Linked DNA regions of Homo sapiens: region 2 is linked to region 1. The links are chromatin contacts, found by Hi-C in ENCODE. All regions are on one chromosome and are shown on one strand. Each heading gives the region's core, a stretch centred on a gene start or an enhancer-like site at or near the end of the contact. The rest is flanking DNA. Distances are from core to core; before and after follow the strand shown.

Region 1 (3,004 bases), core at 73-2,572:
AACACAAAGTGACATATTCACAGCATAAATTTTTGACTCATGGCACTGACAAAGAAAGAGGCAGTTACTAAGTACAACATTAAAGAATCGTTCTCCATCTTAAGCCAAGGTTAGAAAACGTTTTTCTGTAAAGGGCCAGATAGTAATTCTTCCAAGGCCAAAGGTCTCTGTTGCAACTACTCAACTGTGTAGTTGTGAAGTGAAAGCAGCCATAACCTGGCCGGGCGCGGTGGCTCACGCCTGTAATCCCAGCACTTTGGGAGGCCAAGGCGGGTGGATCATGAGGTCAGGAGATCGAGACCATCCTGGCTAGCACAGTGAAACCCCATCTCTACTTTAGAAAAAAAAAAATTGGCTGGGTGTGGTAGCGGGTGCCTGTAGTTCCAGCTACTCAGAGGCTGAGGCAGGAGAATGGCGTGAACCCAGGAGGCGGAGCTTGCAGTGCGCCGAGATTGCACCACTGCACTCCAGCCTGGGCGACAGAGGGAGACTCCGTCCCAAAAAAAAAGAAAAAAAGAAAAAGAAAGCAGCCATAACCTACACATAAATTAATCAATGTGGCTGTATTTCAATAAAACTTTACACATGAAAATTTGAATTTCATGTAATTTTTAACTTGTCACAAAATAATATCATTCTTTTTTGATCTTCTTTATTCAATTATTTTAAATTATGGAAAACATTTTTAACTTGTGGATCACAAAAAAACAGGCTGGCCACATTTGGCCTGCAGACTGCAGTTTGCCAACCCCTGCTCTAAAGCTTTAAAACCAAAACTCAAATGCACAGGCTGATTTTGTTGACTGTTTAATTATAACTTCAAGTGGTACCAGGCAAGCTTAACGAACAGGAACCTAGTGGTTATCAAACTGGTTTGTCTGCAGGAACCTTGGAAAGTCCCTAAAACCGTAACATAAAGACATTCCACTATAATCCTATGTGATCTACACCAGAGGTATGAAAACTACAACCGGAGGCAAATCTGACCCACTGTGTTTTAGTAAATAAAGTTTTAATTGAACAGAAAAGCTCATTTATGTACTATTTATGGCTGCTTTAGCACTACAATGGCAGCACTGCATTGTTTTTTTCAGTGACTGTATATCTGGCTCCCTATAGAAAAAGTCTGCTAACTCCTAACCTGGGTAAACAAATATGTATGGAATACAGAGACCTGACAAGGGGGACATAAGCCACCAAGATAGAAAAATAACAGCCTCTCAAAGTTCGCAGACCCTCTAGAATAAAGGCAGTAAGGCAAGGTATCCTTTAGACAAAGCTCTATAATTACATCACAAGTACTGTGATTTCCCTCTTGGCTTTCCACAAAGATCAACAGCCCCTTACTAAGGTAACCATGTACTTGAAAAGTGAAACACCCAGACCTTTCTGGGACTATAAAAGCTAACTCTTAAATCTCTAAAAGACCCAGATAGCACCAATGTGGCACATTTGTCAGAAAGAGGAATGACAGTGGTCAAATAATAAAGTTTTGGTCAAAAGTCCATTTATCAGAGTAGATTAACCCTCCCAATTTATTGGTTATCTTCTCCAGGTGTTGAACATATAGTTGCAAAGGGCAGTCTTAGTTTTCCAACAGACAAAATTCCCATACTGATGCCATGACAGGTGGAGTTGCAGGGTAGTTTTTATCAGGAAGTCTGATGGAGATCCCAGGAGCTCTCCCTCCAAACAAAAGTAATTTGCATTCCTGAAAGAATTGTCAAAGAACTGAAAGATGCAAGGATTGCAATTCCTAGCAGGTACCTACTTAATACAACTGTCTGGCTAATACAGAAAACAAATATTTTTAGAGGATGACTGTGTTTTAATCTTAATGACTACAAGGAAGAGCTGGTATTCATATGTGATCTGCTTAGTTCAGTACCTGATATGCAGCTATCATTCTGGCAAAGGTTTCTCTATCTCTACAAACAGAATTTCAGAAGCAATTTGCTTTCATTTGGCTTGTACAGCAGTACATCTTCACTATACTGCCTCAGGTTAAGTCAGTTTTCTGGCTTTCATATGATATGCTTTGTTTGTTTTGAGATGGGAGTTTTGCTCTTGTTGCCCACGCTGGAGTGCAATGGCGTGATCTCGGCTCACTGCAACCTTTGCCTCCCGGGTTCAAGTGATTCTCCTGCCTCAGGCTCCCGAGTAGCTGGGACTACAGGCATCCGTCACCATGCCCAGGTAATTTTTTGTATTTTTAGTAGAGATGGGGGTTTCACCATGTTGGCCAGGCTGGTCTCGAACCCAGGAGGCGGAGGTTGTGGTAAGCCAAGATCACGCCACTGCACTCCAGCCTGGGCAGCTGAGCGAGACTCCATCTCAAAAAAAAAAAAAAAAAAGTTGTATTCACTACTACTTTTACCAAGATCATCAGAAAAATTCTAAATAACAGGAAGCTATCAAGCTCACAGTATCTAATAATTTTCCAAAACCCAAACTATCACGTGAAATCTCAGATTTTATCACTGGCAACAAATACCGTCCGTTGTTTTCCTTAAAGTAAAAGCTCACTTTGTTTGAGAAAATATCTCTAAAATGCTCATGTCAGAATCACCATAGTGAGTCACTGTTTCAAGCGAAAATTAAAGAAGGCTGGTTCTGCTCATAACTCAAATAATGCCCAAGAGTTTTCCCTCTGAAACCATCATACTTTTGCATTCACAAGTATTTTATGAACATTTCCCATTTCATCACAAAGACCATTAAAATGATTCAGATTCAGATCATGATTTTTTTAGATTAATACTTTTTACTGCTTCATCAAGGAGATTCCTAAGACTTTTTTTTTTTTTTTAAGAGATGTAGTCTTACTCTATCACCCAGCCTGGAGTGCAATGGCGTGATTTTGGCTCACTGCAGCCTCAACCTCCTGGACTCAAGGGATCACCACAGCTCAGCCTCCTAAGTAGCTGGGACTACAGGCACGCATCACCATGCCCAGCTAACATTTTTGGTTTTTTTATAGAGACGAGGTCTCCCTATGTTGCCC
Region 2 (2,700 bases), core at 40-2,539, 2.0 Mb after region 1:
GAAACTACGACCACAAAGAGGAACAGATCCATCTCATTTACCATTGGGGTATGGACGGACGTGCGGTGTTCGAGAAGACTGTTATTGGTCAGAGTTTTGCTCTAGAGGACAAGTAGGACTGTAACATCTCTAGGATGGGTCACTTCCCAAGCCCTCTATTACTTAAAAATTCAAGGAGGAACCGATGCTGGAGTACTTGTATCTCAGACTTCTAATCACTGCTCCTACGCTTTTCCAATATTACAACAAAAGACCAGTAGGGGGAGAAAAACGCACAGTACCGAACCCTTATCAGTAGTAATCTCAAAAGTCAACAGATTGATTTACTCTCAAGCAAACAGACTTCTAAGGTACGCAGCACCAAGACACTACCTTGAATCAAATCTATAGCCTATATGACATTTCTGAAGTCTCTGTTGGCATTACGCGAAAAATCCCCCACGTCTTCTGAATAGTTAGAATTGAATCCTACAAGCTGCTTCGAATCAGAATTCGATTTAAAAAAAAAAATGAGGGCATAGCAAAAGGTCTCCACGAAGTGAGTCAAAGGACTGCAGAGGGCTGTGACAGTGCATTCCGCCTTCGGGATGGTATACAACTTAAACCATGTCGGCAGAAGAACGCACAGCAACGCTTTGTAAAAAGCATTCTTTCTATTATAGAATCCATAACCACGCTGGTTAGCCACTGACAGCGGCGGTTAGCCACCGCACCTCCTCTCACCCCCGAACTAATCTCGTTTCCTCTATGGGTGTAAAAGTGAAATAACCCACTTGCTCCCAATATTCCTTTCTATATCTCTACCCCAGCTCGCCTGCTGCTCGTAGAAACAAATATACTACACGTACGCTGTCCTAGGATGACACAACACCCTCACTACTGCAGAAGACGGATCATTAAACAAACGTCAGAAGAGCAGCCCCAACTGTACATAAACTTCGGGCGGAAAAGCAAGACGCAGGCGCAGTAGCACATATTGTTACCCTATTTGCCCACTCCCTGCTCCTCCTCGCCTCAATTTCGCTTCCGCTTCTTTGCGCATCTGCTTCCGGGGGATTGTAGGCTCTGCCCCTCCTCAGCTCTTACCCTCTTCTGCCGGAGGAGGGGGGGGGCCGAGGGGGTGGGGAAGAGTTCGTTGTTTGTTTACACGATGTGAGCGGAAAAAGAGACCAATAAAGTTTATTCTGGAAACAAAAGGAAAAAAAAACAGGGGCGACGGAGAAAGGAGTCGGGGGCGGGGGCGTGTGGCGGGGGCTAGCGAGGAGAGGGAGCGAGAAGTAGAAAGCGGCAGTTCCGGTGCCGCCGCTGCGGCCGCTGAGGTGTCGGGCTGCTGCTGCCGCGGCCGCTGGGACTGGGGCTGGGGCCGCCGGCGAGGCAGGGCTCGGGCCCGGCCGGGCAGCTCCGGAGCGGCGGGGGAGAGGGGCCGGGAGGCGGGGGCCGTGCCGCCCGCTCTCCTCTCCCTCGGCGCCGCCGCCGCCGCCCGCGGGGCTGGGACCCGATGCGGTTAGAGCCGCGGAGCCTGGAAGAGCCCCGAGCGTGAGTAGAGCGCGGACTGGCCGGTAGCGGGTGCGGTGGGAATGGGGACCGGGTGGGTGCCGGAGACTCCCGGGCGCGCCCGCCGTGTTGGGCGGAGGCTACGGGCTGGTCGTCTCCCAGCGTCGGCCCGCGGCGGAGTTCGCCTGCGATCGCCGCACCCTCTCCCTCGCCTGCCTCTGGCCTCTCCTAGCTGCAGAGGCGAGGGCTCGCCGCTCCCTCTCCTTTCTCTCTGGCTGCCGCCTCGCTCTTCCTTTGCTTCTACTCCCAGTTTTGGGGACGGGGCGGCTGGAGGTTGAGGAAGTGCGCCCAGGGCCGCCGCCCCGGCCGCGGTGGCTCTGTCTCCCGCGCCCTGCACGCCCACCCAGCCCGCGGGTGGAGGGGCTGCCGCGAGGACTGCGGCTCAAGGGACGCGGGCGCGAAACCGCGAGCTTTTCTTGAGGGGCTGTCACGCCCGAGGACTCCGGCCCCGCCAGCCTGGCGGCCCTGCGTTTGCCTCTTACTGGGTTTAAATCGCCCGGCAGGGGTATGGAAGGAACACCGCTCCCCTCACCCCCGCCAGCTCCCCTCCCACCCTTCCTTTCGAGGTTGTTTTTTCCTTTTAGCTGAGACAAACGCTTAGATCTTTCATTCATAGACCTGAGACACTGACTCATGTGACTTGTCTCTTTACTAAGTGTATTATGTGATGCCTGTTCCATGGCTCTTAAGTGGCTCGGAAAGGTAGGGTAGGGCCCGGGATTGGGCTATGTAAACACCAGACGTTCAGCCGGCGTGTTTTTGACCTCGGCTCGAGGGGTTTATTTTAGGATGCTAAAGGAATAGTGATGGTGGCCAACCGTGTTACCAGACTTGGGAATCGAAAGCTATTTTTTTATGTCAATAATTGAGACTGTTTACATGGTTAAATAAAGGGTAGGGTAAAGGGAGCGCAACAAGAGGGTCTTTCTAGAAAACAGTCTGCATATTCTTTAATGAATTAGAGTTGTGATTTCATCTTGGTGAAGCTTCCTCATTCCAGCACTGCGCCTTTGTGCACATGCAGGACCTGGGTTTTCGGAACGATGTTTTGAATCATAGTTTGTGTGGCCGGGGAGAACCCCTTAGAATACTTGGGTAGGTAAATTCCAGGTTATCTCAGGGGATTATTTCTACTGCGACTTTTGA

The links. Hi-C counts contacts between places; a loop is a spot of excess contacts on that map. Pooled maps may share reads with other maps.
Region 2: a loop to region 1 is called in a pooled map, with 5 times the contacts of the local background. The contact joins the promoter of PIK3CA here to the enhancer-like site in region 1. A Hi-C loop is called at or near these places in 4 of 50 pooled maps.

The regions. Positions count from the first base shown.
Region 1 is chr3:177,144,254-177,147,257 of GRCh38, forward strand. The region is part of intron 1 of TBL1XR1 (TBL1X/Y related 1); the gene reads right to left. Among named protein-coding and RNA genes, the nearest start is that of TBL1XR1, 52 kb to the right of the region's middle. RefSeq lists a silencer at 288-582. Within about 2 kb of position 1,323, at least 8 of the 41 ENCODE cell types and tissues checked have a DNase peak (open chromatin) inside an H3K27ac peak, as active enhancers do.
Region 2 is chr3:179,147,068-179,149,767 of GRCh38, forward strand. PIK3CA (phosphatidylinositol-4,5-bisphosphate 3-kinase catalytic subunit alpha) reads left to right here and starts at 1,290. Exons shown (of 21, transcript NM_006218.4): 1 at 1,290-1,536. PIK3CA-DT (PIK3CA divergent transcript) reads right to left here and starts at 906. Exons shown (of 3, transcript NR_125401.1): 1 at 849-906. RefSeq lists enhancers at 5-114, 725-844, 1,654-2,153 and silencers at 1,335-1,804, 1,865-1,914.